Linked DNA regions of Homo sapiens: region 2 is linked to region 1. The links are chromatin loops, found by intact Hi-C in ENCODE. Cell type or tissue: CD4-positive, alpha-beta T cell. All regions are shown on one strand. Links, peaks and the distances in the headings refer to the core of each region. The heading gives the core; the rest is flanking DNA. Region 1 has its middle 13 kb from the start of LINC02205. Region 2 holds the start of LINC02204 (long intergenic non-protein coding RNA 2204).

Region 1 (5,367 bases), core at 87-5,086:
TATACCCATCTCCTCGGGGCCGAATCTCAGAAGGAGATGGAGAATGCGCGTCCTCCTGCTCTAGACCAGTGGTTTCAGATTTGTTCCCCAGTTAGGCCACTGTAGGGGTGGGGAGCTGAGGGACAGGTCCCACTCCAACCATCCAAGTTCCACTTATCCATACCTAATAAACTGGGGCCCCTTGCAAAATTATCTTTTTTAAAGGGATCCACTCGTGAAAATATCCACCCATGTACATGTGAAAACCACAGATAGATGTGTAAGGGATGCTCTGCTCTCTACATAAAGACTCCTCAATTTCAGCTTTCCCAGCTCCATGTCATCTGACCCCTCCTCCCTGAGCCTCTATGCCTCCTCCTGTCACCGTCCCTGAGGCTTGGGCTCACTGACCCTCTCTCTGAAGATCTCTCTATCAGAATCCCTAACACCACATTGGGCGTGGATTATTGCCCCATTTTACAGATGAGATCACTGAGGCCCAGAGGTTGCAGAACCTGAACTGGATCCTGGGGGTCTGGCTTTGGATGCTGGCCCCACATGGGCTTCTGCTGCATCCCCAGCCCAAGCTGCCCATCAGGATACGGACCCAGGGTTCAGGAGTCCCAAGGCTGAGGGTGGCCTGACCCCTTCTGGAGGAGTCAGCCTCAGAGCTGGGAGTTCCCTGGGGGCCATGCTGTCATCAGTGGGGGCCAGACTCTCCAGCAGGGAGAAGAACAAGGTTTCTGCGGTCTCAGCCCTGGAGACCAATCCCTGGTGTGCCCTCCTTCCTACAGCACCCAGGGACCCGCCGCTGCCCCTCACCTATGAGCTGATGGGAGAGAAACGTCCGCCATGCTGGGAGACAGCTTCCAGCTGAGCAGGATGCTCCATCAGCTCTGTCGCTCACCCACACACATGCCGAGAGAAGCACAGCCCAGCTAACAGCAATCTAGTGAGGTCCTATGTCGCTGTCCTGTGCCAACCATCAGGGAGCCCAGAGCCATCCAGTTCAGTGCTTCTTGCCCTTCACTGGGCATCAGAATCAAAACCACAGAGGCTCAGAAGCACCCACAGAGGTTCCTTGACCTAAGGTGAGGCTTGGGCCTCAGAATTGTTTAAAAGTCGCCCCCGTGATTCTCCGGGCAACCAGGGTTGAGAACAACCATCTGGTCCAAAGCGTCCGTGTCACAGAGGAGGAAAGTGAGGCCCAGAGGGAAGACCTGGTGACACATCAAGATAGGGCCCAGGACCACTGGTCTGGATTCAGCAATCTTTGCACCCACAAACCAATGTTCCCACGTATTCATTCAGCCCTGGGTTGTGAAAGGTGCGGAGGGGAGGGGAGAATGGCCACTGTGGAACCAGCGTCTGAAGGAAATTCTGGCCTTCCCTCCTGTCCTCAACCCAAGTCCTCCCTCTCAGATACTGCTCCATGAGTCACACAGTGAGAAGGTGATTCTGTGTAGGCAACCACAGCTGTTTCTCTGCCTCAGTTCACAGTTCTAAGCACCTACTTCATGCAGAAACTCTTGCTAAATGCTTTGCTAGCATTATCTCGTCTAGAAGATCTGCTGTTTCCAGCCAGAACTGCTCCACTTTCACCAAGAGAAAAACACGAGCTGGCTTCACCCGACTTAGTAGTCTTGCCCTGCTTAACACAATCCAAAAGGTCTCTCTTGGACGTTGTGACAGCCAAGAGGAGCCGCAGTTCCTGCTCAAGGCAGGCAGCATCCGGTCTGACTCTGAGCCCCACCATCTGCCTGGGCAGAGCTCAGGAAGGCACAGAGCCAGCCATCAGGACCCCTGAGTTCCAGTCCCAGCTGTGTCACTGGGCAGCTATAGGGTCTTGGGTAGGTCATTTCCTTCCCTGGGCCTAAGTTTCACCATTCCATAAATGGGAACATTGAACTCAATCAGGGATATTGAAATGTGTTTTGTGGGACAACACTTTCTTCGCATAAAACCGCAAGCGGAACACACAGACCCCCATGGGAGTGGTAGAGGAGCAGCCAGGGTTCCAGAGTTGGGCACTTGGCCCCTCCCAGCCACTTGCTCTCTGAAGACACTCCCTAGAACTCTCCAAAGCCTCCTGGTTTGGTCTATAAAGTCTCCTTTGATTCCGTCATGTCCTCCTGGTGTATGACCGGAGACAGGGGTTCGGAGGAGGGCAGTAGGGAACATAGGGGTTCTGGTAAGGTAAGGGACAACTTAGGGAAAAAAAAAAAGAATATCTGCCGTAGGGTAGGGTCCAGAGTTCCTTTTTTCCGATACAATCAGGAGAAGAAATTCCATACTCATTTGGTGTGACTCTAATGGCTGCAGAGGCAAGACGGGAAGGAGGTGACAAGGCCCCCAGTGCACCCAGGTAAGGGGAGGGGGCCCCTGGGAGGAGGTGGGGCCTGCCAGCATCCTCGGTTCACACCTGGAAGAGGTCACCGATCTGTAATACGTAGGCCGGGGCTCCCATCGTGGATCCCCAGGAATACTCTGGTCTGTTTCCTATTCTGTGAGAGGGGCATACCGGGGCTGCTGGAAGGCTATGGGAAACATGCAGAGGCTCAGAGCAGGGCCTAGCCTGTCTCCAGCAGTTATGACTTCTCAGCTGTGGTTTTCTGTGTTGTTATTTTGCTCGCTTGTGGTTTGTAGGCTCCTTTGATTGGGTGGGGGCAGGGCAGAGTCATCTAATTCTTAGAGCTGGTGGAAACCTCATTTTAGAGATAAAGAAAGAAAGTGAGGCTCAGAGAAAGAAAGGTCCTTGCCCAAGTTCACAAGCTGGGGCTCAAGAACCCCAAGTCAGAACCAAGCTGGGCTCGGGCCCCAAACTCCAGACTCCACGAGACCCTCCCCACAGGCCAAGCACAGGCCTCCCCATGGCCACCGGCTTCCTCCCTGCTGCTCAGCCCACTGCCTGCCTGCGTGGACGCGTCCTCCCATACACCCTCCACCCACCCGGCCAGTGGTGAAATCACTAACCCCTAGGGCAGCCTTGGGTTCCCGGGTCCTGATTCAGCCTCCCACTGAGAGCACAACCCCCTGGCCTCACTGTGCCAGGGCCTGTAATTGCTCTAACTGCCCCCTGGGGAAGTGGGGCAGCCTGGTCTTTGTCCACATGAGTCAGGTTTCCAGAGCAGAAACCTCAGGCAGAGCCACATCGCACAGCCCAAGCCCTGCCACCACTCCCCACAAACCACTTCCTGCCCCTTTCCTGGCACCACCGGCCTGAGGCTCGTGGCAGCTGCACGGCCCTAGTCTCTGCTGCTCCACTGGCCCCAGCCCACCCCTAGCCCACTACCACCCCACCCACCCACAGGCGGGGCAGGGCAGGACTCTGTCTGTCCAGGTGGGCGGGCCACAGGCTGGGTCACCCAGGCAGTGGAAACCCCCAGCAGGAAAAGCAGGCCTGGCTGTTCATCAGTCCTGTCACTGTCTGTAATTTGGTTGTCCGCAGGTCCTCCACGTCTGTCCACAGCAGAGAAAGGAATGAAGATGCTGGGCTGGCAGCTCCCACCCATTCACCCAGGGCTGGGGCCCAGCTGTGCCAGTCTTTCCAAAGGAAGCTTCAAGGAGAATGGAAAGAGCACTGGATATAGAGTTAGATAGATCTGGGTTTCAACTCCACCTACCTCATTGCCTTACTGTGATCCTGATCAAGTGATTTCAGTTTCTTCATCTGTAAAATGGGGAGCATAACATCACCCCTTCCAGATGTGTTGGGAGGAGTAACTGAGCTAATACACAAGCCTACACAGTATCTGGCACATAGTAGATGCTCAATAAATATGAGTGTCCTTCTTCTGCAGCACGATGACAGGGGTTCTGGTGAAGCAAGGACAGGCAGCAAAGTGTTGGGAAGAGCCCTGCAGTGGGAGTCAAGAGGCTTTGGATCCAATCCTGGCACTGCCTCCAACTTGCTGTGTGGTGTTAGGCCAGTTGGAGCACCTCTCTCATCTTTAGTTTTCAAGCATAAGTCTGGGATATGGGAGCAGATGGTTTCCAAGGTCTCCCTCAGCGGTGACACTCTAGGACAGGGGCTTGGTGCTGATAGGATAGTGACACTGCTCAGGGTGATGGGAACGGTGAGAGGGATGTGGTCGTGACCATTACTAGGTGCACGGTGCAGCTCATCGGCAACAGTGAAGACAGCAAAGCCAGTGGTGGCCCGGGCTGGGGCCCAAGCTCGCTCAGGCAGGGCCCAGGAGGTATCTCCAAGGACACTATGCTGAACAGTGAGAGTGGCCTGCGCTCAGGACAGGTGGGCACCCTCCACCAGCCAGCCTAGCCTCACCCACCATGCTCAGGAATCAGGCCCTTGTTCCCACCCAACAGGTGAGCACCAAGAGTCCCACGAAAGACTGAGGACCTCCTCTACCTTCAGGGAGTTTCTGCTGATGGAAGACAGACTTCACAATGCATGCTCATTAATTATTAACCATCATAACCACACATCAGAACATTGATTTACTGCTTGAGGTCGTGCCCTGTGTTAAGCCCTTAATGAGCATTATCTCATTTAATCCTCCTGACAACCCGGGATGAGGTCATCACTATCATTATTTCTATTCCGCAGCGGGAGGAAAATGAAATGCAGAGAGGTTATGCTCCCTGGCTCCACTGTAAGCAGCAGAATAAGGATTCCACAGAGGCTCAGGGGGAGCCTTGGGGCCTCCAGAGGAAAGGATCTTTCTGCTGGGAGATTGGGAAGGTGTCCCAGAGGTGGGGACATGCGAGTCAGGTGATGACAATCCTGGTTCTCATTTATCAAGCACTTGCTAATGTCACGCACTTCTAAGTCTTTAGGGGAGATTCTCATTTAGTCCTTACTTCCACCCCTGTGGCAGGTACTATTATTATTCCTGTTTTACTGAGGCACAGAGAGGTCAAGCCCTACCCTGTGCAGGGGAAAAGGAGGCCAAGCAGAGCGAATGGCTTGGAAGGTACCATGCTCAGGAAATGACAGGCGGTTGGTGTGGCTGGAGGCTTAGGTGCTGGCAATAGAGGTTAGAAAGGCAGGCAGGTGGGGCCAGGTCATGATTCCCCCACCTTCCCCCACAACACCCCCTGGGAGGAAGGGACCCAGGTCCTAGCCTCGCTCAAGAAATTGGCATTCAAACTTAGGGGCCTCCCCTTCCCGCCCAGTTCCCAAGGAGGCAGCCTGTTAGTCACCCTGTGACTGATACATTCAGACTCAGAGTAAGCAAACAGATCATAGGGGCCCCTAATCCCCTCACACCCAGAAAGCTGGGGAGAGGCTAGAGAGACAGGCCTGGAATCCATGGCCTCCGGGGGAGATAAGGAAACCTCATTCCACCCTCCTTCCCCAAACCAGTAGAGCAAAATGCCAGCGTGATTCATTTTTTGAAGACAGAATAAACAAGTCCAGAGAAGAGA
Region 2 (5,367 bases), core at 248-5,247, 93 kb after region 1:
TCCCCTTTGGCAGTCATGATCTGTACTGTCAGAGAGAGGATGAATGATGAATGTCAGGGCAGAACAACAAAGCGTGCCACGGCTTCAGGGGCTGCCACATGTGGAGAGGCTCAAGAAATCAGAGTCTGGAAAGGCAGGAGCTGAGAGGGACCAGATCAAAGGCTCCCAAAAGTCCTGCTGCAGTCACCTATGGCTGACCAATGACAGATGAGCTCACGCAGTTAAAGGTATTACATAAGGTGTTCTGCAGGTGTTTGGGGTCTCCAGGATGGACTGGGCACAAGCACATCCCCCAGAGTGCAGAACTTCAGCTTGGAGCTTAAAACAGGAGGTCTGGGGGCCACTACAAGAAAGGCCAAATTTTTAAAAATACTAATTTTTAATGATGTAACAAATTCTCATAAAACATTTAAACATTACAGATAAGGCTAAAGTCCCTCAGCACCCATCCCCAAATCTAGCCCCTTCTTCGCCTCTCCCCAGAGGTTCCTATGTTTCCAACATTTTTTTTTTTTTTTTGGTCTCTCAGGCTGGAGTGCAATGGCATGCAACCTCCGCCTCCTGGGTTCAAGCGATTTCTCCTGCCTCAGCCTCCCGAGTAACTGGGATTACAGGTACCTGCCACCACACCCAGCTAATTTTTGTATTTTTGGTACAGACAGGGTTTTACCAGGTTGGCCAGGCTGGTCTTGAACTCCTGACCTCAGGTGATCTGCCTTTCTCAGCCTCCGAAGGTGCTGGGATTACAGGCTTGAGCCACCACGCCTGGCCCTTTTCTATTTATTTATGAATGGGTATATACATACCCAAAGAAAGTGTGTCATCTTGTAGGGAGTTTGCTTGCTTGCTAATTGTTGCTGTGAATTAATCTGTCCTTCTGAAATTTACTATTTTTCATTCTACAATATATCTGGAGATTTGCCCACATGGGTATATAGGGCTCTATGTCGTCCTTCCTAACCATAGCACGGGATCATATATTATACTATGTTGAATTTGGCCATTACCCCATCATGGGCACTTTATATAATGTTTAGAAAATCCACAATATCTTACCCTGTAAGGATACTCAGGGCCAAACATAGAAGTTTCTTCAAAAAGCTCAACATAATGGTAGAGTCGGGAGGGGCCTCAGGGCGAGAGGCAGGGAAAGTGGGGGTTAGTCCTCCAGCCTCAACAGGGAGGAGCCCATTCTGGGCAATAGTTATTAATAAAATGGAAGGTTGAGAAGAGTTGCAGTGGGTGAGAGAGGACAGACCAGTTGCTTCATGCTTGTTCATGCTTGGCTTGACCGATACCACACGCTGAGTGGTAAAAGAAGGTTCTCCTAGCCTTCCCTGGGGGTGGAATTACAACTCAACACTGGGGCTAAACCTGATTTCAGAACTCAAGCAGAGAGAGATCCTTCTACCATGTTGGCAGAAGGCAAGACGGGGGTGGATGCGAGTCAATAGTCTCCATAAATGTCTTCATTGGGCCACGGCTTACCTGCCTCCTCACCCACCCCAGCCACAAGCACACACTCCACTTGCTTCTCCAAGTTAGGGGGCCAGAGGGGAAGTGTGGGAGGCTTTTGATTGCTATGGCTTCTGTATTGAGTTCTCCTTCAGATCACACCTGAGTTTAGACGACTCAGCCCAGGCTGGATCCTATAAGACATGTCCCTCTTCACTTAACAGATGGGGAAATTGGGCTTTAGGAGAGGAGAAATAAGCCCAAATCACAAGCTAGCAAGGGGCCACAAGCCTTTTGACCCTCGCCCGCAAAGTAAAATCAATAAATTCCACCTGGATTCCTTTTCAGCAAAACGCCGTCAGACACCCGTAGGCAATTCTTTTCTAAGTGGAATCACTTGTGGCTTAGGCCTTTGATGTGACTCATCTGGGCAGAATCCCTGTAAACAGTGGGCCTGACCCGCGAGGACTTGGGGGCTGCTCGGGTCAGAGCCCCTCGGCCCCCGTCACAGACCCCGGGGGTCTGGGGAGGGGCGTCAGGCCTCCACCAAAGAAACAGCAAAGACAGAGCAGCGGGACCCGGGCGAATCCGCGCCCGTCCCTGCCCAGGCTGCCCGGGTTCCGCCGCTGGGCGACCCCAGCATTTCCTTTGAAGTCTGAAGCTCTCTTATCCCCGGGCCCCTGCCTCCCGGTACCGCCGATGCGCAGCGATTGCCAGGCAGGTCTCCGCCGGGCTGGGAGAGCCGCCGCCGACCCTGTGCGGGCCCCTCCCCTTTGCCCGGGTGCGCCGCGCCTTTGCCCCGGTGCGCAGCGCCCCCTGCGGACCGAGCGTGGACCCCTTTCCAGCCCGAGCAGGGTCGCTGCCGCGGCGGGCACCAGAGGCCGAGCCCCGCGGGTGAGGACCCCTCCCCCGGCAGCAGCAGTTCTCAGGAGCGCAGGGTTTCAGCGTCAAGGGGTTCTGGGTTCCAGGCGGGACTGGACAACTTGGGAGCTGGGTAGCTGGGACGCGCTGGTCCCCTCTGTGAACGCGCTCCATCCGCAGATGGAAATCCCCTTCCCCCCTCCCCCCCTCGACCCCAGCCCACAGCTAACTTCCCGAGCTCTCTGAGAACCACAGCAGTCGAGGTAACGTCTTTGGCAGCTCCTCTCCTCCCCGCCCCCAGTCTCTGCACAGTGCCCTGTCACCCCAGGTGACCTCACCCCTCCCTCTCCAGAGCCTCCTCTGTCTCTCTCCCCGCAGCCTCCCCTGAACTCTGACCTGTACAACCACGGGTAGTTGTTGCGGAGCACTTACTTGAGAGTCAGGAGATTGGACTCCAGTCAGCTCAGCCAGCCTTTTAGGGCATCGTTCTGTTCCCCAGGTTGGAGTGTCCTGACGCAATCCCTGTTTACTGCAGCCTCAACCTCCAGGCTCAAGCGATCCTCCCGCTTCAGCTCCCACCTCCGCAGTCCCCCACTAGCTGGAACTACCGGCACCGGCCACCACAACCGGTTAATTTTTGTATTTTTTGTAGAGACGGGGTTTCGGTATGTTGTTCAGGCTCCTCTCCAACCCCTGAGCTCAGATGATCCGCCTGCCCTGGCCTCCTAAAGTACTGGGATTATAGGTATTGTGTCCCGAATTGGTGGGTTCTTGGTCTCACTGACTTCAAGACTGAAGCCGCGGACCCTCGCGGTGAGTGTTACAGCTCTTGAGGTGGCGCTTCTGGAGTTTGTTCCTTCTGACGTTCAGACGTATTCGGGGTTTCTTCCTTCTGGTGGGCTCGTGGTCTCGCTGGCTCAGGAGTAAAGCTGCAGACCTTCGCAGTGAATGTTACCGCTTTTAAGGCGGCGCGTCTAGAGTTGTTCGTTTCTCCCGGTGGGCTCGCGGTCTCCCGGGCTTGAGGAGTGAAGCTGCAGACCTTCCCAGTGAGTGTTACAACTCACAAAAGCAGTGTGGACCCAGGGTGAGCAGTAACAAGATTTATTGCAAAGAGCGAAAGAACAAACCTCCCACACTGCGGCAGTGGACCCCCAACTGGTTGCCAGTGCTGGCTCGCGCAGCCTGCTTTTATTCTCTTATCTGGCCCCACCCACATCCTGCTGATTGGTAGAGCCCAGTGGTCTGTTTTGACAGGGCGCTGATTGGTGCGTTTACAATCCCTGAGCTAGACACAAAGGTTCTCCACCTCCCCGCTAGATTAGCTAGATACAGAGCGTGGACACAAAGGTTCTCCAAGGCCCCACCAGAATAGCTAGATACAGAGTGTTGATTGGTGCATTCACAAACCCTGAGCTAGACACAGAGTGCCGATTGGTGTATTTACAATCCCTGAGCTAGACATAAAGGTTCTCCAAGGCCCCACCAGAGCAGCTAGATAGGGAGTGTGGATTGGTGCACTCACAAACCCTGAGCTAGACACAGGGTGCTGATTGGTGTGTTTACAAACCTTGAGCTAGATACAGAGTGCCAATTGGTGTATTTACAATCCCTGAGCTAGACATAAAGACTCTCCACGTCCCCACCAGACTCAGGAATCCAGCTGGCTTCACCCAGTGGATCCCGCACCAGGGCTGCAGGTGGAGCTGCCTGCCAGTCCTGCGCCATGCGCTCGCACTCCTCAGCCCTTGGGCGGTCGATGGGACTGGGCACTGGAGCAGGGGGCAGCGCTCGTCGGGGAGGCTTGGGCCGCACAGGAGCCCATGGAGGGGGTGGGAGGCTCAGGCATGGCGGGCTGCAGGTCTCGAGCCCTGCCCCGTGGGAAGGCAGCTAAGGCCCGGCGAGAAATCAAGCGCAGCGCGCCGGTGGGCCAGCACTGCTGGGGGACCCAGTACACCCTCCGCAGCCGCTGGCCCGGGTGCTAAGCCCCTCAGTGCCCGGGGCCGGCAGGGCCGTCCGGCTGCTCCGAGTGCGGGGCCCTCCAAGCCCACGCCCACCCGGAACTCCAGCTGGCCCGCAAGTGCTGCACGCAGCCCCGGTTCCCGCTCGCGCCTCTCCCTCGCGCAAGCTGAGGGAGCCGGCTCTGGCCTTGGCCAGCCCAGAAAGGGGCTCCCATAGTGCAGGGGTGGGCTGAAGGGCTCCTCAAGTGCCGCCAAAGTGAGAGCCCAGGCAGAGGAGGCGCCGAGAGCGAGCGAGGGCTGTGAGGACTGCCAGCACGCTGTCACCTCTCAGCGTGACCTACGTTGGACAATTCAGTTGTCCCACTCAGAGCTATTTCCTCCTCTTTAAAAACGGAGAAGATCTGCTTGGGTCTGGCACTCCTCATTCCAGTTCACTCTCCAAACTCCATACAGAACTAGGAGCACGCATCCCTATTCCCCTTGCCCAGGGATGCCCCTGCCCCTCCTCCTGGACTAAATTAGTAAAGAGCACCACCAAACCTCATCACCCAGACTACAGAGCTGGGACAGGCAGTATAGACTCTCCTGCTACATCCTGAGAGTCTTCAGAGATGCCTCCCCACCCCCTACCTCTCTGCCTTCTGTCTAAGCAAAGCCACCCCCACATCGCTGCCGGAATGGCTATGCAAAACACAGTTCAGACCAGGCCACTCCCTGCTTCAAACCCTTCAGTGCCTCAGCCTTCAGAATGAAGGCCAAGGTTCGTACCCAGGCAGAGAGAACCTTGACCATCGACCCCTGCGGATGTCTCCAACTTCACACCCCATCCCTTCCCACCTTAGACTGGTCCCCATAATACAAAACGGCTTGTGATTCCACACACTATCCCTCACTTACAGGGTCCCCTTTGCAGAGGACGTCCTCTTCCCTCCCCACCCCACCTCATGCGATAGACACACTGTCCTGTGATTAACTCCTGCTCCTGTGCCTCCTCCCCACCCCACCTCTGCTTCAAAGCCTCCTGTGCTTGCTTCGATTGCTTCCTCTAACCACATTATATTAAAACGTAATTCAGTGTTCTTGTTGTTCCAAT

The links. Hi-C counts contacts between places; a loop is a spot of excess contacts. Peaks named below come from ENCODE experiments on the same cell type or tissue, not always from the same donor. Only the 100,000 strongest peaks of a DNase experiment are listed, where the experiment ranks them.
Region 2: a loop joins it to region 1, with 2.7 times the contacts of the local background. A loop is called at or near these places in 6 of 110 quality-filtered maps.

What each region holds. Positions count from the first base shown.
Region 1 is chr15:70,489,841-70,495,207 of GRCh38, forward strand. No RefSeq gene overlaps it. Among named protein-coding and RNA genes, the nearest start is that of LINC02205, 13 kb to the right of the region's middle. RefSeq lists enhancers at 2,501-2,550, 2,962-3,506. In CD4-positive, alpha-beta T cell, for the core only: no CTCF peak of the experiment used is centred there; DNase peaks (open chromatin) are centred at 1,701, 2,621 and 3,121; H3K4me3 peaks cover 1,003 bases; H3K27ac peaks cover 335 bases.
Region 2 is chr15:70,583,127-70,588,493 of GRCh38, forward strand. It overlaps LINC02204 (long intergenic non-protein coding RNA 2204), which reads right to left and starts at 3,480. Exons shown (of 2, transcript NR_135691.1): 1 at 2,749-3,480. RefSeq lists an enhancer at 2,454-3,398. In CD4-positive, alpha-beta T cell, for the core only: a CTCF peak has its summit at 2,287 (motif pointing left); DNase peaks (open chromatin) are centred at 2,245 and 2,625; H3K27me3 peaks cover 486 bases.